2 separate regions of the Homo sapiens genome follow, and region 1 is linked to region 2. Evidence: read pairs that join two places in POLR2A ChIA-PET (ENCODE). Cell type or tissue: endothelial cell of umbilical vein. All regions are shown on one strand. Links, peaks and the distances in the headings refer to the core of each region. The heading gives the core; the rest is flanking DNA.

Evidence for each region. ChIA-PET counts read pairs that join two places held together with the same protein. Peaks named below come from ENCODE experiments on the same cell type or tissue, not always from the same donor. Only the 100,000 strongest peaks of a DNase experiment are listed, where the experiment ranks them.
Region 1: POLR2A ChIA-PET joins it to region 2 with 5 read pairs; 2 of 35 experiments call an interaction of 5 or more read pairs at or near these places.

Annotation. Positions count from the first base shown.
Region 1 is chr7:84,108,637-84,119,246 of GRCh38, reverse strand. SEMA3A (semaphorin 3A) reads left to right here. Exons shown (of 17, transcript NM_006080.3): 4 at 8,658-8,777. Among named protein-coding and RNA genes, the nearest start is that of SEMA3A, 81 kb to the left of the region's middle. In endothelial cell of umbilical vein, for the core only: no CTCF peak of the experiment used is centred there; DNase peaks (open chromatin) are centred at 5,106 and 5,856; H3K27ac peaks cover 1,208 bases.
Region 2 is chr7:83,982,489-83,993,098 of GRCh38, reverse strand. SEMA3A (semaphorin 3A) reads left to right here. Exons shown (of 17, transcript NM_006080.3): 13 at 7,622-7,663. Among named protein-coding and RNA genes, the nearest start is that of SEMA3A, 210 kb to the left of the region's middle. In endothelial cell of umbilical vein, for the core only: no CTCF peak of the experiment used is centred there; no DNase peak of the experiment used is centred there.

The DNA.
Region 1 (10,610 bases), core at 1,024-9,023, 130 kb before region 2:
AATGTAACTATTATGTATGCATACATGTGTGCATGTGTTTATTCCATATGTATTCAATGCTAAAAGATAGTTTTTTTAGTATTGTGCTTGAAATGATACCAAAATTAATATAACTTATTGATTATAGAATTTAATATGCACTTAAAAAGCAGAAATCATTCATATTTAGAAGTAAATAAAATTATTAACTAATGACCTTTAGTCATTAGTTCTTACAACAAGCATGTGTGTATTTTTAAATAGGCCAAATTTATGTTCCCTTTATATTACATATCACAATGAGCTAGTCTATGGCTGTAAGATATATCTTTTCATCATGGTTTTACCAGAGACCAACTGTGTGATTGATATGGAAAAAGTTTTATTATGGGAATTAGACCTTATACAATCATGAGAGCTGGTGAAGAACTCTATGGAAGGCTACTGCCTGAGACAGGTAGTGGGCGTGAAGTTGTTGTAGGTAACTACAGTTGTTTATGTTTATAGAGGAAAAGCCGAACATGAAGTAGGAAGAGCAAGGAGAACTGAGACCCACAATCACAAACTAAGACCATAGTGTCTTTTACTACCTCTAACTTTCTTTGGGTCGATTTGGGTGACTTAAAGAAGAAACTGATGTCTTTTGTCATGGAGCTATACAAGTATCAGGACTCAGTCTTGTAGAAACTAACAAATGAGATTTGGTGGAAGCCAGAGGACCTGGAGGCCCAGGTACTGCCCCACGCTAACAACGTGGCCAGCAGATCAGAACAACCTGGGGAGTGTAATGGTTGCAGCTTAATTTATACCTCCCAAATCTCATGCAGATTTTGTTGATAGCCAGCCTAAACCAACCTATAGAAAAGGGAATTTGAGGAAATATTTTTCCAGCTTATTTCATTTGGCACAATACAATTCTGCCACAGCTATTGACTAACACACGCTGTATTTGCTGTTGTGTTGAGAAAATGAATCCTGGCATTTTTACTGCTTTGATAACAAGAGTGATTATAATTTATAAGTCTTCACTGCCAGAGGACTAGGCTTTCATAGAAATTCTATTAAACAAAATGCAATTGCCCTTGGTAGCAGAAATGGGCACAGAGTAATACTCAAAACCAATTTTGTTAAATCTATCTCTGTTTAGCACCAAGTATAGGCTTAAACTCTATTAACTACATCCTTATAAAGAATGAACTATTCATAATGGAGCTCTTGTCGTAATTGGTGAAATGGCATAATATGTAGAAGAGTGTGAGAGTTAAGCAGTCATAGAAATATCCAAACAATAGTGAAGTTTAATTATTTTAAGAATTGGATAACCAGTTACCTATCAATTAATAAGCGCTAGTCATCATGTTAAGTAATTTACATGAATATATCATTAATCTCATTTTTAGTTGAGGAGACTCAGGCTCAGAGATTCTAAGTAACTTTCTTATAGTCACACAGCAAATGGAAAATGCCTGAATAATTTTAACCCATGTCTAACTGACTTTAAAGCAGTGGTTCCCCAATCTTTTTGGCACCGGGGACTGGTTTCATGGAAGACAATTTTTTCACAGGCCAAAAAGGGGATGGTTTTGGGGTGAAACTGTTCCACCAAAGATCATCAGATATTAATTAGATTCTCACAAGGAGACCTCAACCTAGATCCCTTGTATGCACAGTTCATAAAAGTGTTCACGCTCCTACGAGAATCTAATGCAGCAGCTGATCAGACAGAAGGCGGAGCTCAGGCGGTAGTGCTGGCCGGCCTGCTGCTCACCTCCTGCTGTGCAGCCTGTTCTTAACAGGACCCTGACTGGTACCAGTCTGCCTGGAGGTTGGGGACCCCTGCTCTAAATTGTAAGACTGAGATACAAGTAACTACCCCAATTTCTGTTTTACCATTATGAAATTGTTCGTTTTGTCCTACATGTTTTTTCTTAAAGTTTTTGAGAATGCCTTTTCAAATGCAAATATCCTTCAATAAGTAACATCTTTACTACATATCACTAAACATAAATAAATTTAAAAATTCCAAATTTCTGAAATTTAAATGTGTGCATAAATTATTTCTACAAGTTGATATATACATATGGTTTGCATACAAATATCCACATATATGTGCATATTTGGGAAGATTACGATATATGGACGATATTTGAAGAAATAGTAAAATTGTGCCAGAAAAAAATGAAATTTGTAAAATTTCCTTTTTAATATCTAATTCTGTACAAAGCAGAAGATCCAAAGTTGGCTGACAGGTGACAAAATTCTGTTACCATGTATGTTCTGATGGTGAAAATATTTTAAGCAATGGTAAATTTAAGTATCTTTTAACCAAGCATCAGGTTGCCTCCAATTACCCACTTTCTTTTTAATGTTTGTATTACTCCATTAGGGCTACCATAATAAAGTGGCACAGACTGGGTGGCCAAAACAGCAGAAATTTATGTTCTAGTTCTGGAGGCCAGAAGTCCAAGTTCAAGGTGTAAGCAGGGTTGAGTTCCTCTGAGCCTCCTCTCTTTGGCTTGCAGATGACTGTCCTCTTGCTGCCTCTTCACATGGTCCTTCCTCTGTGCACTCATGCCCCGATGTCTCCTTATGTATCCAAGTTTCTTCTTATAGAGACACCAGCCAGTTTGGATTAGGGTCTAGACTAAGGGCCTCATTTTAACTTAGTCACCTTCTTAAAGACCCTAATCCCCAAATAGAGTCATATTCCCAGATGGTAGAGATTAGAGCTTCAAGGTATAAATTTTGAGAAAATGGAGTTCAGCTTATAACAGAGTCTCACAACTCTGGTTTGATAATTCATTTACCCTATGGGCATTTGACTTCTTTTCAAACCTTTTTATATTGTAAAAGTTCTTTCTTTCCGAATGTTCTACTTTTTAATCTCCTTTTAAAGCAACTAAACTTGGTCATGAAAAAAAGAAAGAAAAGGAAAAGAGTATACGTGTGAAATATGCCACAGGCACTTGCATTTGAATAAGTGATACATCAGTGTCTATGTCACAAACACTAAACTTGATTAGGGTCTTCAATTATTATAAGATGTATTAAGATAATATTTTATATTATAACTATAAAACAGACTTCAGTACTTTGGACATTAAAGACTCCAACAAAAATTAATTTTTGATATTAGGCAAGATGGGGTAGAAAGGAGGTAGATGTGAATGAAATCAAGCATTCCTCTAAAATATGGGCTCAGTTTTTCTGTCTTTCCCTAAGGCTACATCTCACATGCAATTAAAGATGCAGTTCATCTCTCTTTTATGTGTAATGATTTCTGTTATGGTAAAGGCATGTATGTTAGAATTAAATATGCCAAATAATTTTGTCCACAATAAATTCCTTTACATTGTAACTCTCCTTACTTCATGTAAACCAATGACTTGGTTGCATTAAGGCATGAACACTAAATATTCAGCACCTTGCATAAAATTGGAAACCACAGAATATCATTTTTGAAATCAGGGTGAGGATTGTGAGTACTTCATAATTTTCCTGGTTCGGTAGGAAACATATTTATGTAGATTTCCCAGAATATTTTTAATTGTCTGCATTTATTGCAATATGAGGTGAAGAAAGGTTATGCTAGGTACATATAATGGACCACAATCAAATCATGCAAATGAATGGCACACATCCTGATGAATCAGAGTGATAGTATAATATAAAAGAAAACATAAGCCTAAAAATAGATATCATAAGCTTCTATGGTCCACACAGAATTTCAAAGTGAATTTTTTGAACTCCTTTAAATAAAAGAAAATCACAGCAGTCAGCTTTTGCTAATAGCATGGTCTATAGTGCCTAGTGTATAATCATTTTGAACATGTTTGAAGGTTTCAAGTAATTTGAAAGAAAAATGTTTATAGAGTCTTGAACAATATTTCTAGGACTTCAAAACAAATAGTCAATCTGGAGGGGAAAGAGCAGTCAAATTGGGCACTTAACTGAAATGAGCATTTAAGTAAAATAATTTGGGAGCCTTGTACAGAGAGTCTTCATTTAGTTTAATCATATAATTCAAGCCACTTTAAAAGTTGTTTTTCAGTTATCATAGGTTTAATGGTGATATAGTTCAATTATTATGAATATGCCTACATACCAAAATAACTGGCTATATATAATGGTAACTTTGTTGTGTTAGTTGAGTCAGTATTATTTCAAATCTCTAAAAAATATAAAAGCATTGATGTGGAAAGTTCAGTTCATTTTATTATGGCATATTCTAAATACTGAAGGTAAAAATGCCTCCCAAAATGGACAGAACTGCCTATTCATCACTTAAAAAGATGAGTGTTAAAAAATTCCAAGTCACAAATTCAACATTAGAAGGCTAATATTATAATTATAACATGGTTTATATTTTAGTTTTATTAGATAAGCCTCTTTGGAGAAGAGATTTCTAACCTCCTTTAGTGAATAGTGAAGTATTAAACACAATTATGGATGATCGGATTACAGCTGTAATAGCACAATGTTAAAAGAAAAAAAAAGACTAAACATTATTGCCAGATAAGTGTGGAAAAGCTTAAATAGAGGAAGGGATAAAGTGAGTGACAGGAACAATCTCACGGATTACTGCTTTGGCACGAAGATTCCAGTATTCAGCTAGCTTGCCAGATAAATTGACCAGAGAAAAAGAAAGTCAACAGATTAACTTCAGGAATTAAGCTTATTAATGGGTTTTCAGGCAGAAATGTATCCACCCATCATGATAGGAAAAGGTTTCCTTTGCTTTCCCAGCTGCTAGATTATGCACCAAAATATTTCTACACAAACTATCGATGGGATAGAAGCATTTTTTTTCTTCTTTTTACAGGAATTCTCACTGACCTGAGTCAATGTTATATGCTACCCATTCATTTTGGACTGATTTATAGTTGAGCCAGAACAAGTTGTTTGATTTAATCATGAACTGAATATATTTGAATAGAGATTGTTCACGTTCACAAGTCTTCTCTTCTTTTCTCTTCGCTTACTTAGAGTAAAATTTAACTGCTCCATCCAGAATTTAAGAACATGCAAGGAGGTAATTGGAATTGGAGGTAAATCATATTCTTTTGTAGAAAGTATAATTATCGGAAGTTAGTTAAAAACACCTCAATTCTGTTTAATTTTCATGCATGGAGCAGTTGTTTTGACAGATGGATGGACTTTATTTTTGTAACCGTCCAGGAAAAGTCTGCGTAACACAGTCTAATCAGTGCTTCATATCTGCAATGTTTGTTTTTGAATCACTGTGCTTTTGGCTCCTGTATCTTTTTCTAGGGGTAGACATTTTCTTCTAAATTTATTTCTCCAGGTAATATCTTTATACATAATTCCTCTATCCATTTGATCTGAAAAGACAAGAGGCCCTTAAAAAAATAAGGGTAAGTGGTTTGTCACTAAGGGTGATGAATCATTACTCCTCAGGTGTGGCCTTGGATTTTACTGGTTTATAACTGCCCTTACTTTTATTTCTAGCTAACAATCTATAACACTGTTGCTCTGGGGAACATTTCAGTAAAATAAGAGGTCAATATGGTTGCCTGACTCTTGGGAAGCCAACTGCCAACTTGTTGCTAAACTTGTCTGTGTTCATCAACTTAAATTCCAAAAAGGATCAAGGTTTGAAAAATGAATTCATTTTGAACTGATTCCACTCTCTTTATTACATTGTAAATCCTCCAGTGCTGAGCAAAGCAGTGCAGTAGTTTAAGGCCAAAAAGTACATTACATTCTGAGTTTTAAGAATCGTCATGGTTCAAGAAAAGGTCAGAAACACTCTTCTTCTGTCTCCCTAGAGCAGAAATGTGTGAAGTGTGTTTCCTTTTTCTGCCACACTTCCTTCTTTTTTAGAGGAATGTCCAAGCTGCTTCCAAATAAAATGAATATCCTGTTTTGGAACACTCGAAAACCTTGGCAGCAACAAGCTAGAGAATGAAGGCAAATGAATGACAGGATTGATACTCTTTTATGTAGGTTTTCTGTTAAGAACAAATCCTTACTAACAATGTCTCTGTCAAATTTTTGCTTCTTCTCTGTCCAGTTCTTTTAATGCACTTTCCTCCTCCATTGTTTTCGATGAGTCTCCTCTCAACTATTTTTAACCAAATTTGAAAGTATTTCCTTCCATTCCTTTGTTTCATTTCAAGCATCTTTATATCCTCTAAGCCCAAGAAATTTCTCTCCCTTCTATTTGCATCAACCTTCACTTCCAAAATAATATTGAGCTTGCCCCCAGGGCATGGTAACAGTACAACCTGCTGCCAACTGGGAGAGTTCAGTGGGGAAATGAAGGGAATCATTCCAGGCCTTAGGCCAATAGGGTGAGTCTAGTTGCTTTGTAACACAGACAGATTCCCGTTATCAGCACTCTAGGTAGAACCCTTTGCCAGGTTTCACAGCTTTGGTCCTGTGATTGATTTTGTTCCAACAGCTCTGTAGGGGAATTGTTGTCATATTATAGTGGTTCCTCTTTAGTAGTTAATAGAGAACAAATTAAAATTATGATATTCAGTGGAGCCCAATTTCATAGTTAGCAAGAACCTTGAGAGTTTTTCAGTCATTAATTACAATCTGCTAGTTTCCTTGGAAGGACAGATGTAGTCACTATAAATTGCTAGTCAGTTATTCAATCTATAAGAGATAAAGAGCCCACAAATTCTGGGACATTATGATTCATAACAGTTGCAGAGGTGACATGAACCTTTGTTTTGTTCACAAGTCTTCTTACTGGTAAAATATGTTTTTCCTTTTTTATTAGGGAGAAGTAAGTTCACTGTCATATTTCTAAGGAGGCACTTAGGTGATACTGACAGGACTGAAAAATTGGGGTTTGTGGAAAAAATTGCATGCATATCTTTAAAGGCATGGCATGCAGACTGAAATCTTGTTCTTTTCTAGAATGAAAAAGACATCCATCTGGGTCTGCCACTATTATTTATTAGAATATCTGTTTGCTTACCAATATGTACACAGCCAATTTCTTGGTTTCAGCATATGGTGCTGGAACTGGTTATTTCTAATCTTGAATACTATAATATTGAGCCCACAATCAGAGATGATAATCTTTATATAAAAGCAGAGTATGTGGCCACCTATGTGTTTCAAAGTAAACATTTTCCTGAAAATGGCTTCTTTGCAAATGACTGAATTTTTTTTAAGAATACAGATAAATCCTTTGGGAAAGGCCCATGAATGCCTGGTTTGTAAATGAGTTTATCAGATGTTTCCCTTTCTACAACCTCTTTCCTCTGCCCAAGCCTTCATGCCCTATTCTCTTGGGGAAGGAGGAGAGACTCTTACAGAATGGAGAGCTTGTTGCTAAGAGTAGTGGAAGTTAAGTTATATCTGTTTCATAGTTTTACCCCTAAGAGGTACCCTATTTAAGTGAAACATGGATGAGATCCACATACCTTTTAAGCTAGGAAATTTTTCCTCATAACAACTTGCAAGATCAATTTATTTCAGAGAGTAATTTTATACATTGTAATGCCTTACCAGACAAAAGAAAGACTTAGGATCTGTGTAGCAAAACAGTGGAAGAAATTATGTTTATTTTAGTTACCCCCAAAGTACTCAGCATATGTTAGGAAAGCATGAGAGAGGAGTCATAACTAGAAACTTTCGCATTTTATTTTAAATAGGCCACATTCATTTTTAGGGCAATGTATTTTAGGGTCATCATCAGGTTTCATCCTAGAAAAATAAGTGATAATAGACAGCAATTATTTGAATTTAAATATCAATTAATCTGCTTAAATTTGGTTGCCTGATCCTTCTTTTATGGGGGCAATGGAATTAAGATAAAAATAATCAGCTGCAAGTATAGAATACAGATGTCATTTGGAAATGTACTCAAATAATTTTACCACCTCAGTTGTAAGCTCCAACTGACTACATAAAGCACTCTGAGCTTTCACTTGAAAAGTGGCAAGTCATAGAGAATGACTTTGGGAGTGTGACACACTTAGAAGTGCCAGGAACAACCCAGTCCTGTCATGTGTGCCCACCTTGCTTGTACTGTTGTCCACGCTTGATCCTTAACTGCATCTATAGTTACATATTTGGTTCTTAATTCCAAATGTTTATAGAAAAAAGAAAGTAGATAAGAAAGTCTATAGCCTTTAACAAAATAATTTGAATGCAGTTTTTATTATTTACCATGTGAATACTCATTTGGATATTTCCAAAATGGGTTACTAATGATGTTTAAACTTTATGTTTATTAGAGGGTCATATTATATTTTTGTTTTCTTTTCCTAAAATGGAACTGAAAACTGATTTTTGCAAGTAAATTTTCCCCATCATTTTGTTTGATTAATTCATTAGTTAATCAAGTAATTTGGTGCTCTCCTCATTTCTGGAAAAATCACCTGTGATTATTGATTGTCTAAATTTCTTTTCCACTTTTGTATAAATAAATTAAAAATAGTTTTAATGGAAGACTGACGGAAGGGCATAAAATAATTGTTCTCACCAGAGTAAGAAACTCTATATTTTAATGCATATTATAATATAAGCAAAACAATAGAATAATAAATAAGTCCTTAAAATGTTGTGAAAGGGATGCCAAAAAAAAAAAAAGAAAGAAAACAAAAGACAAATCTGTTCCAGCATGCCTAGCACCCTAGAGGATACCTCAGTCATGCTGATTGCTGAAACTCTTTGGTTTTCCTTTTGTCTTACAGAAAGAATGTGCTAATTTCATCAAGGTACTTAAGGCATATAATCAGACTCACTTGTACGCCTGTGGAACGGGGGCTTTTCATCCAATTTGCACCTACATTGAAATTGGACATCATCCTGAGGTAACGCTGGCTTTTTAAAAATTATATTTGTCCATGACCCCTTTCTATTCAAAATGCTTCATTACTAATTTCTTCAGTTTATTTTGCTTGTGGTTCACTATTCAGTGGGACCTACTTCAAACTCAGATGCTGTTATTAATTTTAATCTGTGAATGCAAAAAGAATGAGAACATTACTCAACAAAAACTAGGGAGCAGGAGGAAGGAAGGAAGAAAGCATTTGTTTTCACCCTGGATTACAGAGTCCAATCCATTTTGCATGTGCAGCAGATGTCAGCAGGCTGAATGTGTGGTGTTTTCTCCTTCATTTGTATATTGCCAGCCTTCTCCTCCTTTTCCATCCTCAGCCAGAAGTGTCTGCCACCCAGTTGTTTTCTTCTGCCTAGGGATTAAGATAGGATGCCATACATTTGCACAATGATCTGATCTCAAGTTTGACTCACATTATTCACATTTGTATTCTTGCTTGGCTAAGCTTTGATTGTATATTTTTCGTTATTAATTTGGTGGTATGGAAAAGAAAAAAATATGTTTTTTTAAAAAATCTGTCTATTCCTTGTAAAGATGTTTTAGTGAGGAAATTATGTACATTTAAGCAAAAATCAAGATAAAGAAAAGGTTGCTAATGTTGAAAGCAGTTTGGTGAATTTGGCTTATCAATAGCCTTCAATTATAAACCCTCTTGTAATTTTTGGCACAAAATCCTAAGAGGAACAAAAGTGTTCACGTGGTGAGAAAATCATTGGTGACAGAATTTTCTTCAAAACTGGAATTCAGAAATACTCAACAAATAAAGGACTTATTCTTGAAATATTTCTGATAGCCTAAAGATAAGATAAAATTGACCTGGTAGTTACTTCTTTATAACTTAAACTTTAGACTCTCTCCCTAAATTTCATGAAGTGTCCCAAAGTGATACAAATATGTCTTTTGACCCAAATGAATTAGAAATCAAAACAGTTTGTGTTATATCTTCTTTGTGTAAGAAAGCACCTTAGAGATTATGTGGTTTCTAGACTAAACACACTTATTTTTTCTTCTTGATGAACCAGGGAAGACACATTCCCAAGATCTCACCAGTTGCCAGTGGCTCCTCATCATCCTATTTCCCCAACCACATCCTTCCTTCTTCTCTTTTTTATAAGTCCATATGTATAGTATTTATGCTGACAGACTGAAGAATTTTAAGTAAAAAGTAACTTTAGGACAGGCAATTCTAGTGAAGTTGCTTGTTTTACATTGATTAAATTAGGGATAAATTTATGCACATGGTCCTGGAGACCTTGTACACATAATTTGTTTTAGCACCTGATTTAGTCACTCTCTCTTTGCTGTCTTCTCAACCAATTCCTATTGTAATACATCAGTTGTCCTAAAACTTGGGCCCAAGGTGATTGTCTCACTTTTCTATATTCTGAAGATAGCTCTAGAGAACTCCCTCCGCATGATATTGCACTTTTTACATGAGTCATGATATTGCACTTTTTACATGCGTCAGGAATTATGCTCTACATGATTGGCAATGGAATCAGAAATGCTGACCTTTTTTTTTTTTTTTTTCTTGTGAGTATGGAGTCTCACTCTGTTGCCCAGGCTGGAGTGCAGTGGCACAATCTGGGCTCACTGCAACCTCTGCCTCCCAGGTACAAGCAGTTCTCCTGTCTCAGCCTCCCAAGTAGCTGGGATTACAGGTGCAAGCCGACATGTCCGGCTAATTTTTTGTATTTTAGTAGAGACAGGGTTTCACCATGTCGCTTAGGCTGGTCTCGAACTCCTAGCTCAGGCAATCCACCCACCTCAGCCTCCCAAAGTGCTCGGATTACAGGCGTGAGCC
Region 2 (10,610 bases), core at 968-8,967:
AAAGATCAAAAGAGACAAAGAAGGCCATTACATAATGGTAAAGGGATCAATTCAACAAGAAGAGCTAACTATCCTAAATATATATGCACCCAATACAGGAGCACCCAGATTCATAAAGCAAGTCCTGAGTGACTACAAAGAGACTTAGACTCCCACACATTAGTAATGGGAGACTTTAACACCCCAGTGTCAACATTAGACAGATCAACGAGACTGAAAGTCAACAAGGATACCCAGGAATTGAACTCAGCTCTGCACCAAGCGGACCTAATAGACATCTACAGAACTCTCCACCCCAAATCAACAGAATATACACTTTTTCGGCACCACACCACATCTATTCCAAAATTGACCACATACTTGGAAGGGAAGCTCTCCTCAGCAAATGTAAAAGAACAGAAATTATAACAAACTATCTCTCAGACCACAGTGCAATCAAACTAGAACTCAGGATTAAGAATCTCACTCAAAACCACTCAACTACATGGAAACTGAACAACCTGCTCCTGAGTGACTACTGGGTACATAAGGAAATGAAGGCAGACATAAAGATGTTCTTTGAAACCAACAACAACAAAGACACAACATACCAGAATCTCTGGGACGCATTCAAAGCAGTGTGTAGAGGGAAATTTATAGCACTAAATGCCCACAAGAGAAAGCAGGAAAGATCCAAAATTGACACCCTAACATCACAATTAAAAGAACTAGAAAAGCAAGAGCAAACACATTCAAAAGCTAGCAGAAGGCAAGAAATAACTAAAATCAGAGCAGAACTGAAGGAAATAGAGACACAAAAAACCCTTCAAAAAATGAATGAATCCAGGAGCTGGTTTTTTGAAAGGATCAACAAAATTGATAGACCGCTAGCAAGACTAATAAAGAAAAAAAGAGAAGAATCAAATAGACACAATAAAAAATGATAAAGGGGATATCACCACCAATCCCACAGAAATACAAACTACCATCAGAGAATACTACAAACACCTCTACGCAAATAAACTAGAAAATCTAGAAGAAATGGATAAATTCCTCGACACATACACTCTCCCAAGACTAAACCAGGAAGAAGTTGAATCTCTGAATAGACCAATAACAGGATCTGAAATTGTGGCAATAATCAATAGCTTACCAACCAAAAAGAGTCCAGGACCAGATGGATTCACAGCCGAATTCTAACAGAGGTACAAGGAGGAACTGGTACCATTCCTTCTGAAACTATTCCAATCAATAGAAAAAGAGGGAATCCTCCCTAACTCATTTTATGAGGCCAGCATCATTCTGATACCAAAGCCAGGCAGAGACACAACCAAAAAAGAGAATTTTAGACCAATATCCTTGATGAACATTGATGCAAAAATCCTCAATAAAATACTGGCAAACCGAATCCAGCAGCACATCAAAAAGCTTATCCACCATGAACAAGTGGGCTTCATCCCTGGGATGCAACGCTGGTTCAATATATGCAAATCAATAAATGTAATCCAGCATATAAAGAGAGCCAAAGGCAAAAACCACATGATTATCGCAATAGATGCAGAAAAAGCCTTTGACAAAATTCAACAACCCTTCATGCTAAAAACTCTCAATAAATTAGGTATTGATGGGACGTATTTCAAAATAATAAGAGCTATCTATGACATACCCACAGCCAATATCATACTGAATGGGCAAAACCTGGAAGCATTCCCTTTGAAAACTGGCACAAGACAGGGATGCCCTCTCTCACCACTCCTATTCAACATAGTGTTGGAAGTTCTGGCCAGGGCAATTAGGCAGGAGAAGGAAATAAAGGGTATTCAATTAAGAAAAGAGGAAGTCAAATTGTCCCTGTTTGCAGACGACATGATCGTATATCTAGAAAACCCCATTGTCTCAGCCCAAAATCTCCTTAAGCTGATAAGCAACTTCAGCAAAGTCTCAGGATACAAAATCAATGTACAAAAATCACAAGCGTTCTTATACACCAACAACAGACAAACAGAGAGCCAAATCATGAGTGAACTCCCATTCACAATTGCTTCAAAGAGAATAAAATACCTAGGAATACAACTTACAAGGGATGTGAAGGACCTCTTTAAGGAGAAGTACAAATCACTGCTCAAGGAAATAAAAGAGGATACAAACAAAAGGAAGAACATTCCATGCTCATGGGTAGGAAGAATCAATATCGTGAAAATGGTCATACTGCCCAAGGTAATTTACAGATTCAATGCCATCCCCATCAAGCTACCAATGCCTTTCTTCACAGAATTGGAAAAAACTACTTTAAAGTTCATATGGAACCAAAAAAGAGCCTGCGTCGCCAAGTCAATCCTAAGCCAAAAGAACAAAGCTGGAGGCATCACACTACCTGACTTCAAACTATACTACAAGGCTACAGTAACCAAAACAGCATGGTACTGGTACCAAAACACAGATATAGATCAATGGAACAGAACAGAGCCCTCAGAAATAGAGCCACATATCTACAACTATCTGATCTTTGACAAACCTGAGAAAAACAAGCAATGGGGAAAGGATTCCCTATTTAATAAATGGTGCTGGGAAAACTGGCTAGCCATATGTAGAAAGCTGAAACTGGATCCCTTCCTTACACCTTATACAAAAATCAATTCAAGATGGATTAAAGACTTAAACGTTCGACCTAAAACCATAAAAACCCTAGAAGAAAACCTAGGCATTACCATTCAGGACATAGGCATGGGCAAGGACTTCATGTCTAAAACACCAAAAGCCATGGCAACAAAAGCCAAAATTGACAAATGGGATCTAATTAAACTAAAGAGCTTCTGCACAGCATAAGAAACTACTATCAGAGTGAACAGGCAACCTACAAAATGGGAGAAAATTTTTGCAACCTACTTATCTGACAAAGGGCTAATATCCAGAATCTACAATGAACTCAAACAAATTTACAAGAAAAAAACAAACAACCCCATCAAAAAGTGGGCGAAGGACATGAACAGACACTTCTCAAAAGAAGATATTTATGCAGCCAAAAAACACATGAAAAAATGCTCATCATCACTGGCCATCAGAGAAATGCAAATCAAAACCACAATGAGATACCATCTCACACCAGTTAGAATGACAATCATTAAAAAGTCAGGAAACAACAGGTGCTGGAGAGGATGTGGAGAAATAGGAATACTTTTACACTGTTGGTGGGACTGTAAACTAGTTCTACCATTGTGGAAGTCAGTGTGGTAATTCCTCAGGGATCTAGAACTGGAAATACCATTTGACCCAGCCATCCCATTACTGGGTATATACCCAAAGGACTATAAATCATGCTGCTATAAAGACACATGCACACGTATGTTTATTGCGGCAGTATTCACAATAGCAAAGACTTGGAACCAACCCAAATGTCCAACAATGATAGACTGGATTAAGAAAATGTGGCACATATACACCATGGAATACTATGCAGCCATAAAAAATGATGAGTTCATGTCCTTTGTAGGGACATGGATGAAATTGGAAATCATCATTCTCAGTAAACTATCGCAAGAACAAAAAACCAAACACCGCATATTCTCACTCATAGGTGGGAATTGAACAATGAGATCACATGGACACAGGAAGGGGAATATCACACTCTGGAGACTGTGGTGGGGTGGGGGGAGGGGGGAGGGATAGCATTGGGAGATATACCTAATGCTAGATGACGAGTTAGTGGGTGCAGTGCACCAGCATGGCACATGTATACATATGTAACTAACCTGCACAAGGTGCACATGTACCCTAAAACTTAAAAGAACAAAAAATAATAATTTTTATCTACCTTATAGATTTTTTTTGTATTATTAAGGAACATGAAATGTATAAATATTAATCAGCTTCATTTTTGAAAGTATTTAGAGCTAGCTAATTTCACTTCAATTACATTAGCTGTTAATCTTTCTCTGCCTAAGAAACACTTTCTTTGAATTTCGATTGTAAACTTTATGTCATGAAAACCTTCATGAAATAAGCTCCTTAATAACCACATAACTATTTTTCATGTGAAATTGTTGGAATGAAAGAAGTATCTGTGGAAAATTTTCCTTACTCTTCTAAAATTTCTGTTTTGGTTATTGATTCCAATATTGTACAAACCTAAATACAGTCTTCAACTTTTTTTAAAAAAGCTGAATATCGGGGGGGTGCGGATCCTGCAGTGAGCCGAGATCGCACCACTGCACTCCAGCCTGGGCAACAGCGAGACTCTGTCAGAAAAAAAAAAAAAAAAAGCTGAATATCCATGATGTGTTGTGCTCTAAGTTTTTGAGATTTGTGGCCACTAAATTCTAAAGATTATATCTCTGCATAGAAAAAGTTGATAGACATTCCTTTCATCATAATTGTCTTTATGATTGATAATTTTTGTGTAAAATTATTATATTTAATAACTAATATAATTCATTTAAGGTATAAAAATTGGAAACTATGGAAAATCTCTAAATTATACCATTACATTAATGTACCTCCTAAATCATTTGTTTCATTTGTCTCAGACAGATTGTCTTAAATTTGTTAAGAAAATCCTGTTCTCAGCTCAGCCATCAGGGTTTGAAGTAGAGATCTGCAGTTCTACAGCACATAGTAATTAAAACCACAAAAGTTGGGAGGCTGAGGTGGCGGATCACGAGGTCGGGAGATCGAGACCATCCTGGCTAACACATGGTGAAACCCCATCTCTACTAAAAATACAAAAAAATTAGCCAGTCGTGGTGGTGGGCGCCTGTAGTCCCAGCTACTCGGGAGGCTGAGGCAGGAGAATGGCATGAACCCGAGGGGCAGAGCTAGCAGCGAGCCGAGATCACGCCACTGCACTCCAGCCTCGGCGACAGAGCGAGACTCCCTCTCAAAAAACAAACAAACAACAACAACAACAACAAAAACACAAGAGCTTATTAGGGAAGAAAAATAGCATCCAAAGGAGAGTAGAAAGGAGTGGGCAAGGAACAGTAAATATGTTAGGAGTGGCTGGAGGATGAGAAGACTGTGATAAACGTCATTAAGGAATAATTAATAAAGAATTCCAAGGCATAATGGGGTTTATTAGAGGAAGCAGCCAAGAAAAAATATAAAACAAAGTCTAATAATAGTTATGGATACAGAAAAGTGTCCTATCAGCAATACACAGTTCACTGGTGATTTCTGCTTCTGAAAATAGTAGGCCACCTCTCTAGAATAAAAGCTAGACTCAGTGGATTGAGCAGGGAAGGCATTGGATGAGAGATGAGCAAGCAAAAGCAGTGAGTGTAGACTATTCTAAATTATTTTTGAAGAAATGCCAGCTAAGCTATAAGAAACAAAGAAAGACTTAATAAGAGGGCTATCTTTATCTTAAATATAAATTAAATGGAAGAAAGACAGTATAGTGGGGTAAGTTGAAGAGAGGAGAGAAAGAGGAACATTGGTAAAGAATTCGTTCATTTATTCATTCATGCAAATATGTATTAAGAACTTGTAAATACCAGGCGTAATTCCAGGTGCTAGGGATATGGCTGTGAAATAAACAGCCAAAATCTCTGTCCCAAATTGAGGGGGAGAGGCAATTGGAAAGACACGTGAGATGCCTCAGCTGCCTCCTCACATCCTTTCACCTCACTTCTGATTCCTATGAGGAATCTTTTTCTTTATGCCCCAGCAAGCCAAAAGACAAGCAAGAGTCACAGCTGGGGCTGTGGGAGATTGAACCCCCTGAGAGCATCCAATGAGGAATGGAATGAATAAGTACTTTTCTTGGTACAAACCTCAGTGGACAATTTGGAGAGTCATTGTCAACTATCCTCAGATTTTTTTCTCAGTATTGACTTCCATAATACACTTTTTAATTGATTTTTTTCCACCTTCTTCTCAATCCTCAATTTTTTACTCTTGCCCCAAACCTGCAAACAAGATTTTATCTCAGATTCTGCTTTAGGATGTGTGAAGAAACTCACAGGACAAAAAATTAATTATATGTATCTATATAAAATTTATTATTAAGATATATTATTAATAATATATTAGATAAGATGTGTATAAATATACAGGTATATAACCAGTAATAAGAACTAAAGAGAAAAATTAAAGCAAGGAAATGAGATGGAAATGCATGTGTGTGTGCGTGTGGGTGTGTGTGTGTGTGTGTGAAAGAGAGAGAGATGAGAGAAGAGAGGAAAGAGAGATTTGAATAAACACTATATACCAAGCACATTTGTAATGTGTTTTACATGTATTAATTCATTCAGTCTTATCACCACCCCATAAGAGGTACCATCTAACTTTCAAATGAGAAAACTGAATTACAAAAAGTTTACACACTTTGCCTAGTACTGCATTTCTGGCCAGATTTGAATCACAATTTGAATCCAGGCACCTGGGCTCCAGAGTCCAGCTCTTCACACTTAATTTAGTAGCTTCGGTCACCTACACAGTGAGGTCTTTTAAGATCCATCGTTCCACCTAAGCCTCTTTCTTATCAGACCCCTCAGAAACCCACAAGCAGTCTCTGTCTTCTCGTAATGTTTGTCTTGAATGAAAGACACATAATGTTTGTCTTGAATGAACTGCAGCACAGTTCATTGACCATGAACCTAAAGGATGTAAACTCATGTGTTCAGTTATATAGGCTTTTGGTAGTCTGTCTACATCAAAGAACCCAATTTATTTATGCAAGCCTATATGCATTCATGATAAGCTCCAGAAAGAACACTTAATGAAGTGCATTGATGAGTGTTACTTCCCTAGTTATTACTCCTCTATGTTAACCTGTTAATAGACATTAAAGAGATTATATTCTCTGGCAAAGACCTGAGTGTAGGTCCTCGCACATGAAACCATGTTTTTCATAATAATGAAGTAATCTCATCCCACCTGAGCTCTTGTAGTCCTTGTCAGCTGGAAAGTGGCCTACTCTCATCAGCTGCCACTGGTGTTGTTAGGAATGAGGCTGGCACTCTCAGCTAAGGCAGCGTTCTCCAGTTGAACAGAACAATTTTCGCAGAATACCAACATCAGAAAGGACCACTCTGAGACCATGCTGAATCAAGATAAAAGCAAAACCATTTTGTAATCATGTCCAAACACAGATAAAAACATGAACATTGTCCAAACCACAAAAATGACCATATATCCCCATCCTGCTTATCGCAAGTTATTGCTACTTCTTCGCCAGTCATAGCTTTAGCCTTACTTTGTTCTTCCCTCCCAAATGATTTACGAAGATACTTAAGCATAGAATTACCCCTGCTTTTTGACCACATCCAATGTAGAACAAAGCTCTACTTCTTTGAACCCTCCCCCAATCACCTAACACAAGTCCAAAACATGTTTTTTCCAACACCCTCTCACTGTGCTCACTGTGCAGGCTCATGTTTTCCCTTATATTGTAGTAAGCAATAACCCCAACTTGGTCAACTACAGGTATGTAGACTGTATGACACTGACACAATCTTATTGCCTGCTCCACATATTTGACCCTTATCTATGCAGTTTCTTTATGTGTCTTATTTCCCAGTCACATTGCTTCTTGTGGACACTGAAGTTTCTCTCTGAAAACTAATGGCAGTGCCTTGAGTTAATTAACTAATAGCTGGCTGTTCTAATTGACCAAACACCTCACATATTTCTTTTTCTCCTTTAGGAACCGACTGCTATTTCAGCAATGGAGCTTTCCACTAAGCAGGTACTATCATTATGTATTACCATTGAATATCCAATATTTTGTTAATTCTGGTGTTTCAATAGATATATCTATTTATCAAATTTCACAGATTTGTTAACAATTATACAAAAATACAGGAGAAAACAAATATCATTCTTACAATAAGCTAGTAGATTAGAAACTGAAGATAGTTTTCATTGCCCTCATGTTTTTGATCAATCTCATCTGTGTTCTATAAACATTATTTTATGGATCATTATTTGTTATAAATTTTTACATACAGTGTATTTTGGTCATTTTAATATAATTTACTCAATACTCAATAATAATTTTCATCTTTTCTGATTATGTATTTATGTGTATACCCTGAAATAGCATTGTGATATTTCAGGATATAAAAAAAATTTATAATTTATTCTTACTTTGCAAATATAAACAAAAATGCATTTTTAGAGGCTAGTAAAATTATTCACTGGCTATATGTGTTTGGAGGACCTTGACTTAAAAGTTAATTTTACTTTTCCAGTAGTATTGTATGCTAGAGAAAACAAAATGTGTATTTAACTTTGGCTAAATATCAAATGAAAGCAAAAAAATGATCACTGCCAAATAAGTACTAAAACTTCATGAATTCAAAGGTTAAGGGCAGCATGTTAATAGTCTTTCCATTCATATCAAATGGATGCTTTGGCAAGACACTTCAGAAAAGTCAATTGCTTCTAAATACTGTGTAATATGTGTAAACAAATATAGTTTTAATGTCTAATATTTTCTCCATAAATGTTACCTAGACTTTCTTCTGTCCAGTATATCAATGGTAACTTCAAAAAAAAAAAAAAAAAAAAAAAGCAGAAAAATCCAGAATGAAGTAGGGTATGCCTCACTTACTAGAGTAAAAACTTATATACAAAATTGTAAAATGAGAATCATTTGGCAAATCTTATTTCTGAACTGTTTACATGTTTTATCTCTGACCATGCTTTATCCCTTGAACAAGACACTAAATTACTCTGCCAGTAAAATTCAGTGTATATCCTTTTCCTACACAGACATATCAAAATAGATCGATAATCTCCAAGATATTTAGAGCAACCCAGAGTGCAGATACGATTGACCTGATACTGTTATCTTACACTGCATAAGTATGTGTTCATCTGTTCTCGTAATCTGAAAATTGTTAGAGGTTGGCAAAGAAATCTGGGGATTTCCAGGATGGAAGCTAGACTGGGATATTCTTTCCTGTAATGATTTTTAAAATTATTTATTTATTCTCTGCTAGGCCTCATTGCCAGTCTTAATTGCACTAACTCCACGTCTATTTTTGTAAACCATTTCTTTCTGTTTTACATTTTTAAATCTGTTTAAAAAAGTACATATTAAGCCAACATTTTACTGACAAAGAAAAACAATCTATCAGTTTAAAATACCATGAGAGAAGAAAGTGTCTTTTTCCTTTATTTTCCATTACTGGAAGAAATGATTTGATTTCGTTCAGATATGACTCAATTTCATTCATGCTTATGGGCATTTTTAAAGTGAGATAGTAGTTTCAAGAGGGACAAGTAGTGTTGCAAGTAATTTTCTGGATAAATGAACCCATCTCCTGCTATACCCCACACTTTGTTAAGGAGGATAGTGAGAAAGCCTGTGGTGATGTTAAATTGGGCAGAAAAAGCACATCAGGTAACTTACTAGTGACTGGATTCTGCTCAATGGTGCCTAAAGGCTTACCCTATATTTCATTTGGATAGCATAATTATTTTTGCACTTCATTAATAATACTGCAAAATTATGGTAAAATGAACATGACTGATTTATAGTTACTTTTGGCATTTTATCACAGTTCAGGTTTTCATCATAATAATTTCAGCTGCTATATTTTGGTTTGCTATTCTTTCCACATACTATTTCTCTGTTTCTCCCCTAAAGGAATATGACATAATTAGATACTGTTATTTAGGTAATAACACTTTTCCTACTTAAATGTCATATTCTTAAAAAAATCTATAAATATACATTTTGCTCATGCTTCTTAGACGTTATTGGCGAAACAGAGATCTTGATTGTAGGACTAACTTGAGTAGCTTTTCAAAATAGTTGCAAACACAATGTATGGATTGACACATCCATATACTGAAATTGCTTACATTCAATAGTGTCTAAGTTCATTTTAAAAAAGGAGTCTGTGAAAGAAAAAGAAAGAAAGAAGAGAAAGAAAAGAAAGAAAGAAAGAAAAAGAAAAGGAAAGAAAGAGAAAGAAAGAAAGAGAGAGAAATGGGGAAGGAAAGCTTAACAATACTTAATCTATTTTTCCCAAAGAATTTAACCATCATTTCTTAATTTGTCCTGGTTTATAGCAAAATTCAATACTATAATAAAAGTTGAATATAGCAAAAAATTGAGCACTTAGTAATATATGCTATAATTTCATTTTTTCCATTTAGTGAAATGGAATAATAATATTAATGAAGATAAATGTTTCCACAATGGTTTAGATTTTATTGTATTACATTTCCCCTTATTTACTTTGCTTGTAATAAGGTATAAGTTAGTTGGTGAGATTTCAGCAGAGAACTATTTTCTATGTAAACACTCCTTATAACCTTAATATTTTCTTAGATTCTCATAGGTACTTCAGTCTGCATTCAATTTATCTGGTTATTTATACATGCAGTTTATACATGAAAGCCTTTGGAAATGCAATTTCATTTATATTCATTGTTAACTATTAGAAAATGTGTAGTATTAAAAAAGCATATCATTGTTCAGAGACTGACTTTTCTAAAACTCATTTTTTATTTATATACTAGAGAAACTAAAATACACTTTTGATGTCTTTTCAATGTATGAAAACATTACATGTTTCAGTATTTATGTAAGTTTTACTTAAGGCTTACTATAATTATTGAATCCTCTAGTGCAAGAAAAGAGAGCTATGGTGCCAATAACAGTAAATGTGGAGAAATTG